2 separate regions of the Mus musculus genome follow, and region 2 is linked to region 1. Evidence: chromatin loops called from intact Hi-C (ENCODE). Cell type or tissue: gastrocnemius. All regions are shown on one strand. Links, peaks and the distances in the headings refer to the core of each region. The heading gives the core; the rest is flanking DNA.

Evidence for each region. Hi-C counts contacts between places; a loop is a spot of excess contacts. Peaks named below come from ENCODE experiments on the same cell type or tissue, not always from the same donor. Only the 100,000 strongest peaks of a DNase experiment are listed, where the experiment ranks them.
Region 2: it touches region 1 in a loop (14-fold over the local background); 1 of 42 quality-filtered maps calls a loop at or near these places.

Annotation. Positions count from the first base shown.
Region 1 is chr6:124,963,788-124,969,155 of GRCm38, reverse strand. Cops7a (COP9 signalosome subunit 7A) reads left to right here and starts at 3,644. Exons shown (of 8, transcript NM_001355542.2): 1 at 3,644-3,754; 2 at 4,228-4,432. The coding sequence starts at 4,271. It overlaps Gm23851 (a small nuclear RNA gene), which reads right to left and starts at 4,873; the gene lies at 4,769-4,873. In gastrocnemius, for the core only: CTCF peaks have their summits at 1,163 (motif pointing right), 2,221 (motif pointing right) and 3,524; DNase peaks (open chromatin) are centred at 1,166, 2,241, 3,207 and 3,635; H3K4me3 peaks cover 1,998 bases; H3K27ac peaks cover 1,858 bases.
Region 2 is chr6:124,827,221-124,832,588 of GRCm38, reverse strand. Usp5 (ubiquitin specific peptidase 5 (isopeptidase T)) reads left to right here and starts at 3,105. Exons shown (of 20, transcript NM_001326594.1): 1 at 3,105-3,304. The coding sequence starts at 3,194. It overlaps Cdca3 (cell division cycle associated 3), which reads right to left and starts at 2,413. Exons shown (of 6, transcript NM_013538.5): 1 at 2,316-2,413; 2 at 1,939-2,086; 3 at 1,101-1,227; 4 at 150-443; 5 at 1-23. The coding sequence starts at 2,058. In gastrocnemius, for the core only: a CTCF peak has its summit at 2,543; DNase peaks (open chromatin) are centred at 2,472, 3,073, 3,471, 4,214 and 1 more place; H3K4me3 peaks cover 2,749 bases; H3K27ac peaks cover 2,454 bases.

The sequences.
Region 1 (5,368 bases), core at 291-5,290:
TCTTTGGGAACATCTTGGGGATCAGTGAGAAGGCTCAGGGGGTAAAGGCCTGATGACATGAGTCTAGTACCCAGGACGTACACGGTGGAAGGAGAGAACCAACTACTGAAGTTGTCATCTAACCTGTACACATGCATTGCAGTACCTATGTGCCCACACACATACAAACGGGAGTGTAACACACACATCTGGCCTTCTCTATTTCTTTGGGTTTGAGACTGCATCTCATGCTGTAACCTACACTGGGCTTGCACTTAGAACCATCATCCTGCTCTGACATCTTAAATGTTGGCGTGACAGACATGAGCCATCGTGTCTGACTTCAAGAGAGTCCTGATACAGTCAGTTTCCCACACTTTGGGATTTGGTTTGCAAATATTTTGCTGATGATTTCAGTGTCAGTTTGTGATGCTGACCTATAGTTTCCAATCTCATTTTGTCTTTGACTGGTTTTATCAAAACATAGCTCTGGCCTCATAGAATAAGCATTCTTTCTTTTCGAACTTTCTGGAAATGTTATGTGAAATTGAAATGACTGGCACTCTGCCTTTTTAGTTACCAGACTAGCCTTTAATGGCTGAGCCACCTTTCCAGCCTGTGATGTACACTTTAAGAGCTTTGTACAACTTCAGGTTATTTTCCTTTGCTCAATTTTTTTCCCAAGGAAGGATCTTCTTATGTAACCCAGGCTAGCCTTAAACACATGACCCTCATATGCTACTACTCCTGGCTGTAATATCATTTTCTTTCTTCCTTCCTTCCTTTCCCCCACCCTGCCCCCCAACAGATGGTTTCTGTGTAGCTCTCACTGTCCTGTAACTCACTCTGTAGACTAGGTTGGCACTGAACTCACAAAGATCCTCCTGCCTCTGCCTCCCTGGAGTACTGGGATTAAATGCATGTGCCACCATACACAACTTGTCATTTTCTTTTTAAGACTTTAAGTTGGGTGTGGTAGTACACAGATTTAGTCTCAGCACAAGAGGCAGAAACAGGCTTATCTATGTCCGTTCCAGGCCAGCCTGGTCTACAGATTGAGTGCCAGGACAGCCACCCGGAAACCTGTCTTAAAACAGTTGAGAAACCCTGTAATAAAAAACAAACTAATAAAGTTTATTTTTTTTTTCCTTCAAGTATGTGTACATCACATGCAGTGCCCGTGGAGACCAGAAGAGGGCATCAGAACCCTCTGGAATTGGAGTTTGACAGTTGAGCCATTTTGTGGGTGTTGGCAACAGAAGCCAGGACCTCTGTAAGAACAGCCAGTGCTTGTAACCACTGAACCATCTCTCCAGCCCCTATGATGTCACTCTTAAAACTCTTCTGTTCATGCCTTGCATCTAACCCACTTGCAAATAATGTTCACTGAAGTCCGACAACTCATTCCCACTGTTTCTGCTTGGTCCAAGTCAACTTCATTGCTCACCTGAACACCTGTAATAGTCTCTGGTTGATCTTCCTGCTTCTCTCTGTGAGCTATCAATAGTGGTTTAAAAATCTTGATTATACTCAGGTGTGGTGTTGCACAACTTTAATCCCAACACCTGGAAGGCTGAGGTAGGCAGCCTTTGGTGAGTTAGAGGATAGCTCACTCTACACAGTGAGTTCCAGGACAGTCCATGATATATAGCTATATAGTGAGATCCCGTCTCAAAAAAAGGAAAAAAAAAATGTCTGGTCAAGTTGACAAAGGCTAGAGTCATCTTAAACGCGGAACTTCAGTTGAGAAAATGAGCCCATTATATTGCCTGTAGGTAGATCTATGGACTTATTTTCTTTTCTAAAAACTATGTTTTTGAGTGTTTTGCCTGCAAATACTCACGTGCACCATGTGCATCGCTGGTGCCTAATAACCCATTCAATGCCCCGAAGCTAGATTACTGTGGGAGCTGGGAATCGAACCAGGTCCTTTGCAAGAGCAACAAATGTTCTTAAATGCTGAGTCACCTCCGCAGCCCTGTAGTTATTTTCTTGATTAATGATTGGTGTGGGAGGCTCAGTGCATTGTGGGTGACACTACCAGGCAAGTAGTCCTGGAGGTGTAAGGTGTTTAGTGTGAGCCCTAGAGAGCAAGTCAGTCATCGCATCCCTCGTGCTCTGCCCAGACTTCCCACCAGGATGGACGGTGATCAGGATGTGAAAGCCTTGGCTTTGGCTGGTGTTTCCACATGGTGACAGAAAGCAAATGATTTATTATGTGTAGTGTTCCGCCTGCATGCATGCCTGCAGACCAGAAGGGGGCACCAGTTCTCATTAGAGATGATTTTTGAGCCACCATGTAGGTGCTGGGATTTGAACTCAGGACCTCTGAAAGAGCAGCCAGTGTTCTAAACTGCTGAGCCATCTCTCCAGCCCATTCATTGCCTTGTTTTCTAACTCTTCTCTCTCTCCCACTCTCAGCCTGGAACTATGCAGCTCACATGGCCTTTGGGCCTAAGATACTCCTGACTTAGCCTCCCAAGTGCTAGACCACAAGCATGCACCACCATCCCTCGAAGGAAGCGACGGAATCAGACAGGTATGCACTTGGACCCTATCCATATTTCTTTGTCCTACAGGTTAGTTCCAGAACTCAGCCCTTGAAGGTCCAATTCTCCTGCCTCAGCCTACTGAGTGATAGGATTACAAATCATCTAACAGTAAACCTGGCTTTACCTTAATTTCCTCCTTATATGGTTTCTGTAAGGATTTTTGTTTTGTTTCATTTTGAAACCTGGTCTATTTAGTGGCGGATGATCCAACTCAGAAATCCACCTAATTAAAGGTGTGTACCACCATGATATTTGGGAGATAGGGTCTCTCACACTGTAGCCCGGGATAACCTCCCAACATATAGCAATCCTCCTGCCTCAGCCTCCTGGATGCTGGGATTACAAGTGCCCGGCTGAATCCTTTAACTTTTAAATTTCCTCATCTGCCTTGGTTCCACTCACACTTTTCTCCTTGCTAATTTGGGATCCAAAGACTAAAAAAATGACTCAATATTTATTTGTAGTAACCATGGCCAAAAGTCTGGTCATGCGATCTGAAACTTCTATGGGAAGAAAACCTCAAAAGCCTAACCAATACACTTCCTTTTCCCCCTTAATCACTCGGGGGTTTGTTTTCTTTCTTATTGAGACCGGTTCTCATGTTGCTCAAACTGGCTTGGAATCTGCGATGGAGCTGAGGCTGGTTTTGAACTCCTGATTCTCCCCTACCTCTACCTCCAATACGCCGGGGGGTGGGGTGGGGGCATGTGTTACCACTTCCTGCCCCCTTACCCTTTAAACTTTTCTTCTGCTCTTTAAAAAGAGTGGATAAGTTGTTGGACTATTTATAGCCTCGTTTCTCTCCTTTCTCCCTTATTTTTTCTTTCTGCGAATTCTCGCCTTCCGCTAACGCTCACGTCGCCGCAGGAACTCGGGGCCGCCATCCTGCCTTGTCCTGCAGCTCCCGGGAGGGTCGCTCCCCCGGACCTCCGCAGAGCCGAGGTCCTCTCCGCACCCTGCATTCACCGCTCTCGCACCCATAAAGATGCACGGACAGAGCGGAAGATGGGCGCCGCTCTCGCGCCTCCCGCGGTCCGGAAACGGAAGCAGGCCGGAGCCGCCCGGAACCCGCCTCCCGAGAGCGGAAGTACGGCCGGAAGCTGGCCATAGAAGCGAGCGGCTAGAGCGGCCCTGCGGGGAGGTGGCAGGAAAGGCTTGGGAGCCGCTGCCGGAGGTGACGGAGCGGCCGCCCCGCCCCGTGCGCTGGGAGACGAGGCTTCCAGGTAGCCGTCGGTTGCAGTCGGTCCGGGGGTACGACCTGGCCTTGGGCGCAGACCCCGGCCGGTCCCGGGGCTGCCTCTTTAAGGGAGGGGGTGGAGCCGCGAGTCAGGCGCGAGGAGGTGAGGTCACGTGGGGGCGGCCACGTGCACGACTCGCGTCCCGAAGTGGGGGTTCGTCGTCGTCCGGTAGACACCATGTGCTATCTCTCCCTTCCCTGGTTCATCAGTCTTGGAACTCAATGGGGTGCACGTGGTGGGGCTTGGGACTGGGCCCGGGATGACGGAGCGGGTGGGCGTGGCAGCCAGGATGGGGCTGGCTTGGAGGAGCCCTCGAGTTGCCTTTTAGACCTCAGGACCCCACTTACTCACTGCGGATGTGGCGGGGTCCCTCTTGAGCGTGCAGCTCCCGTCCCTTCGAGCTGACCACCCTCGCAGGGTCCAGGGACCTTTAGTTTCACGTTCCTCTTTCCTTGCAGCTCCAGAAATCTTGAGGCCAGAGCCCCGCACCTCGGCGCAGCCATGAGTGCGGAGGTGAAGGTGACAGGGCAGAACCAAGAGCAGTTTCTGCTCCTTGCCAAGTCGGCTAAGGGGGCGGCACTGGCCACACTCATCCACCAGGTGCTGGAGGCCCCTGGTGTCTACGTGTTTGGGGAACTGCTGGATATGCCTAATGTTAGAGAGGTGTGTTGCTTGCCTGGGTAGTCCCCAAAGAACGTTGGGACCAAAGTTAACTCTTGAGTGCTGGGCTCGTTTTTTGTACCCAGTAACCACTCAGGTGATCGGGGTACCGATAATTAGCTCTCAACATGGAAAAATAAATCAATCAAATAAAGGTCTTCATTATCTTACAGATAAAGGGTCTGTAAACTTAGTGCTCCCTCCCTCTGTACCCACACTTTGAGTCAGGATTTCACTGTGTAGTCCTGGCTGCCCTAAACTAGTAACTATGGTCTAAGGTGGCCTTGAATGTGTGGGAAATCCCTGCCTATGTCTCATGCATAATTTTTTTTGTTATTTAAAAATATGGAACGCTTTACAAATTGGAGTGTCGTCTTTGCTCAGGGGCCATGCTAATCTTCTCGGGATCGTTCCAGTTTTAGTATATGTGTTGCTGAAGCAAGCAGAAATCTTTAATTTTGAAGCAAAAGAACAAGTCATTAAGAATACCACTGATAAACTCCAGCTTGTCCACCAGTATGATATCTTTTTGTGTTGGTTTTTTTTTTTTTTTTTTTTTCAGGACAGGGTTTCTCTATGTACTATAACTGTGTTCTGGAACTCTCTCTGTCGACCAGGCTGGCCTTCAACTCAGAGATCCTCTGCCTCTTCCTCTCGAGTGTTGGGATTAAAGACTTGTGCTACCATGCCTGCCTAGTGATACCTCTTAATAATCCTGTCACTAACATTTGGGAGGTAGAAAGAGTTGGATCTCTGAGTTGTAGGTCAGCCTGGTCTACAGATTGAGTTCCAGGACAGCCAGGGCTACACAGAGAAACCCTATCTTAAAAACAAAATAAGTCAGAAAACCTGGATCAGAAAACCCTCAGTTTTCTCTTTAAAATGGTGGTGAGAATCTAACTGCTGATAGAGTAGTTGCTTAGCACTTGTGAGGCCTTG
Region 2 (5,368 bases), core at 1-5,000, 140 kb after region 1:
TTTTCGTCTGCTGCGCTTAGAACCTGTGGTAAGAAAGGTTTTGTTAGAGTAAGGACTTAAAGTCGAGGGCTTACAGTTTACTTGTCCTCCGTTATCCCAGGACGTGACTCTAGCTTCTCTTCCCTCCATCTTGCTCTTCGGTTCTGTACCTGAGGACTGGGGAGTCTCTGGGTCTCTGGAGGGCTTGTCTGAGTTCTGGCTGGCAGCTATAGTTTCTGCGGATTGTTTGGCTTCCTCCTTGGTAAACACCTGTTTGGGATCGAGTTCAGCCTGGCTCCAAGGCAGTAACTGGTCCTCAGGGGATAACTGAGGATCTGAAGACAGGTCCAGGTCATAAAATAAAGGCGTTTCCCGGGGCAGAGCAAGCTCTGGGGAGGAAATCGATTCCGACGCTTCTGTCTCCAATACTTCGCTCAGCTCTTTCACCAGTGAGCACTGAGGGTCTGGAGGAAAGAAGGCCGAGAAGCTGCAGCTTCCCGATCCAAATCAAGGAGGGGAAGATAAGGGGGCGTCGGGCTCCTGCTCAGAGCGAAGGGGAGCGGGAAGGGGGAAACCAGGATGGGGGGAAAATGATCTGGAGAAGATCGGAGATAAGCGCTGGGTGGCGTCCCGGCCAGGTACAATTCTAGCACTCCAGTACTGAAGTAGGATTGCCTCAAGTTCCAGGCCAGCCTGGGATACAACGGGAGGCCTTGACTTAAAAAGAAAATGGGAAAAGACAAAAACAGCCGATCAGCGGACAAAGGAGCTTGTTAGCAAACCTGATGGCCCTAGTTGGAGGCCAAGAAGCTACACGTAGAAGGGGAGAACTGACTCCCTCAAATTGTCCTCTGACCTTCACATGTGAACTGTGCCAGGTGTGGGCCTCCACCCCCACCCCCAAATCTGTGTTAGAAAATGTTTTTAAGTGAGAAAGGTCCCATACAGGAGGATAGAAACCCTGGCATGCTTAAGACCTTTGGTTAAAACCCCAGACAAAAAAAAACCAAATAAATAAACAACAACAACAACAACAACAACAACCCAGTAAAACAAAAATGGTGGTGAAAGCACCCTAGAATAGGTGTCAGTTTCAGGCACCCCCTGAGCCCATCACTTGCCTGGACCACTGATCTTCATGGGTGTCCGTGCAATGCCAAGAGTAGGAGAGCGGGGATCTGGGTCTTGTGCCTGTTTGAGACCGTTCAGCTGTTCTGCTGGTAGGCTTGGCTGTGGAGAGCTCTCTACCTGTCAATACCACAGGTTAGAATAAGTCTGGGCCCTGGGCTGGAGAGATGGCTCAGCGGTTAAGAGCACTGGCTGTTCTTCCAGAGGTCCTGAGTTCAATTCCCAGCAACCACATGGTGGTTCACAACCATCTGTAATGGGATCTGATGCCCTCTTCTGGTGTGTCTGAAGACAGCAACAGGGTACTCATATACAAAATAAATAAATAAATCTTTAAAAAAAAAAAAAAGTCTGGGCCCTGACCTTTATCTCCTCCCCATATTTCTAGCCAGACCTGCGACTGCCCAGTGCAGGTTAAAGAATGCAGAAAGTTGCCAGGCACGGTAATGGCACATGCCTTTTATCTCAGTACTTGGGAGGCAGGAGGATCTCTATATGTTTGAGGCCAACCTGGTCTCCATTGTGACAGGGCTACATGGTGAGACCCCGTCTTTAAAAAAAAAAAAAAAAAAAAAAGGCAGAAAGTCAGCTAATGAAAAAAGAGATCATGTATTTGAAAGACAGCAAGGAGGGGTATACGGAAGGGTTTGGAGGGAGGGACAGGCAGATATGACAAGATTATATTAGAGCCTCAAAAATAAATAATAAAAGGGGGAGGGATGGAGAAAGTAGGGTTCCAGTGGCAGTGGGAATGAGGGCTCATGTAAACAAGCTAGGCAGAGGCCCGCATCCAGACAGCCTCCCTGCATTCCCCAGCCCAGCCCAGTATACCTGAATAGGAGTGCGCTGGATGCCAGCACTAGGTGAACGAGGGTCTGCTACTCGAGCCACTTGCTTGTTGCGTGGCAGAGGCCGTGCTGGAGTGCCTGAGACGCTCTGAGTCGAACCCATCTCCACTGGGGCTGGGGACGGGGCCCGGCTGTGCAGATGCAGAGGAAGGGACGTCCGTCAGAAGAGACTCAGAGCTTACTGCTTCCGTGTCGGACCTCTGACCCCATACCCACCCGATCTTCCCAGCTTCCAGCAGAGGAACCTCCGGGTCGCTAGCCCAGAGAACTCTGCAAGGATAACGAATGGAGATTTTTAACAGAGCAGTCAGGTCTGCGGGAGCCTTCGTATTTAACCACTAATTCATTCACATTACTTACCGGGCCCCAGCTCGACCTCTGCCCGAACACCAGCTAGAGAAATAACTCCCAAAGCCCGGAGTTTCAAACTTCCCTCCACGCCCCCTGCCCCGACCCTATTGGCTAAGCCGAAGCAGACTCTCATAGGCCAGTTGTGGAAAATGCGCCTTCCGGAGCAGAAAGCCATTGGTCTGAAGGATGTCTATCATGAGGACTGGCCAATGGGCTGAGGACTGGCTTGCCCTCCGGTGGTGGCTCCGTGAGCTGGGGACTTTTGTTTAGTATCAGCCTGACAGCGGTGGACTTGATGGGTGCCACTCGGCCTTTCTGTTTCATTAAACAAAATAGAATGAGTTATCAGACTGTATGCACAAAGCCAGCTGGAGACGGAGTTAATATGGTTTGTCTAAAGCGAAACAGCCATCCTTATTGGTTGACGGAGTTATCACGCATCTCTCAAAATCGCCTCATTGACTACTGCTTTTCAAATACCAAGACAAGTGCTTTCTGATTGGACGAGTCCTTGGCAAAGTTTCAGTAATCAATGCGTTTAAACAATTCACAGTTTCTGCTCTGCACGTAAGGCATTCTAGAGTCCTTGAATCACAGCTCCTGCAACTCCCAGCCCTCCTGGAACCGCCACATGAGCACTTGCCCTGGGAGAGCAGGATTGGTCCTTTCGGCCATCAGTTGTACCCGCGGCGCTTTTTATTGGTATTCGCTGAGTGGGGGCAGAGGGTGGAGCGCCAGGAGGCAGGCTGGGTCCAACTGCCGATCTCGCGCGTCTTGCCTTTAGCGCATGCGCACACTGAGTCGCGCTCATTGGATGCGAGAGACGGAGGGGGGCGGTACTAGGTACAGTGGGAGCTGCTGTGTGAGGAGGAGCTGCTGCCGGTGTCATGGCGGAGCTGAGTGAAGAGGCGCTGCTGTCAGTGTTACCGACGATCCGTGTCCCCAAGGCGGGAGACCGGGTCCATAAAGACGAGTGCGCTTTCTCTTTCGACACGCCGGTAAGCCCATTCCCCACGCCCGCGACGACCACGACTTCCTTCCATTGCCCTGGTCATTCGGCCAGGCCTGCAAACCTTGGGCTACCGCCTCCTTGCGATGCACCCTGGGACTTGTAGTTTTCTCCATACCTCTCTGCTTTTGCTTTTCATTCTCTGTAGCTGTAGTATGACTACCACTCCCGGAAGCTACAGCTCTCGCCTTGCCCACTCCTGGTCTCGTGAAGCATTATGGGCATTGTAGTTGGCCATGTCCCTAGTTCCTATTCTAAGTTCGAATTGTAACCCGTACGGCGAACTACATCCCCCAGGCGACTCCCAGAAAAACCCTTGAATGTGGCCTTGCACGTTGCGCAGGGCTCTCCGGGTTTTGTAGTTTCATGTGGGAGGAGTAGGGGCGACTCCCCGCTGTTCAGGGCAAGGGTTGAGATTGGGAAGGTATGTATCCTGCAGCTTCTAGTCTGGAAGAGGATGCCAATCTGTGAAGAAGTCCGATTTAGAGAAACACTGAGTTAAATAGCCTCCACTAGTGGTTAATTTGGACAGGGGATGAGGAGGTGGGCCATTGGTCAGGGAGGAGGAAAAATACCCAATGGAGAGTTCTAGTCGTTTTTTCCTTTGAAGTGAACTATAGCCGCGACCCCTCCCATTCCTCCGTCCTTCACAGGTTGCCGAGACAACCCCTCTCTCAAGTATTCCTTAGAAAGGGTTTCTTTGGAGGATGCTAAGGCCCCTTTCTCGTCTTGCTCCCACTCTTGTCTAGTTAGACAAAGCCGCCACCCACACCGTGCTTCACGTTCTGCAGGCTCCACCTTGTACCTCCCTTCCTGCAGTTCTGCCTTCCTGTGTCATCTTCAGCCAGAGAGGAGCCTTCAGGCCCTAACTGAAAGGGCCGCAGTTTGGTTGGGATCCGCCCCCTTCATCACCCCTCCCCTCTAGCGGTTGTTGGGCCCTGCCCAGAGCTTTAAGCCAGACCAGCTCATGGCCTGAAAACTGCAAGTCAGACTGGAAAGGCTTCATTAATGCATCCCCAGTGCCAAGTATAGCAGCATAATGTGATGCCCACTTCAGGACCAGTCCTGTGATTTGTGCTTTGCTTGGTTTGCTGGGCTTTGATCAGCGCCCCAGATAAGCTCTGCTTCTCTCAGGTTGGCCTTAGTAGAAGTAAAGGATGATTGCCCGGCACGGTTTTCCACCAGCGATGAAGCCAGCACCTTTTATTTTCATCTGAAGAGTTACTTGAGTGTTCTCACCTTCCTCCCAGGGACGAAAGGTAGAAATCAGTGGGTCAGTGTTTACACTTAAAGACAAGACAGTTGTTCTTGTCTCTCCTTGGTACTTTATATGACTGGAAAATAATGTTTTTGTTTGTTTATTTGTTTTGTAATTTTTCCAGCACCTTCCCTTTTTCATTCTGAGGCAAGGGCTCTCCAGCCTACTTGACGTAGTAACAAACTGAAGCTGGTCAGATCATCTTCTCATTCTTTTTATGGAAGCAAGAGAGTGTAGCTAAGCTTTGTGGTGAGAAATGCTTTATTAATGAACACTGCGGTCTACACTATTCTAGGAGTGGTGCAGTGTAATTTACTGGTCCACTAACTGCCTCAGATACCATACTGTCCTAACTTTACTATCACAGTGGAGAAAATTTCAAGGCCTCTAAGACTTATATCCCAGGAAGAGGATGCCTGTGGCTCAAAGCCTTGGATCTGAGATAAGACTCCTTTCCAGCTTCCTCTCCCACTTGCTCTGTCACTCTTATAGTGGCACTCACACGTAAAAACACATTGGAAGACTGGCCTAGTTTTAGGGGAGCCTGTCTTTCCCTCCTCAGCTGTGATTCAGGGTGGGCACTAATTTTCCCTGTTCTTCTTGACTTTTATGTTGTCTGGCTCTCTCAGCAAGTGTTGCCAGATTGTTCTGGGATATCTCAAACAGGTTTGGTGGCAACAAACCTGTCACCCCAGGCAGGCCTGGGAGGCTGAAACAGAAGAAAAGTCTAGGTCAGCCTGGGCTACAGAGTGAGTTCCAGGCCAGCCCTGGTTACAGGAGGAGATCCTGTCTCAA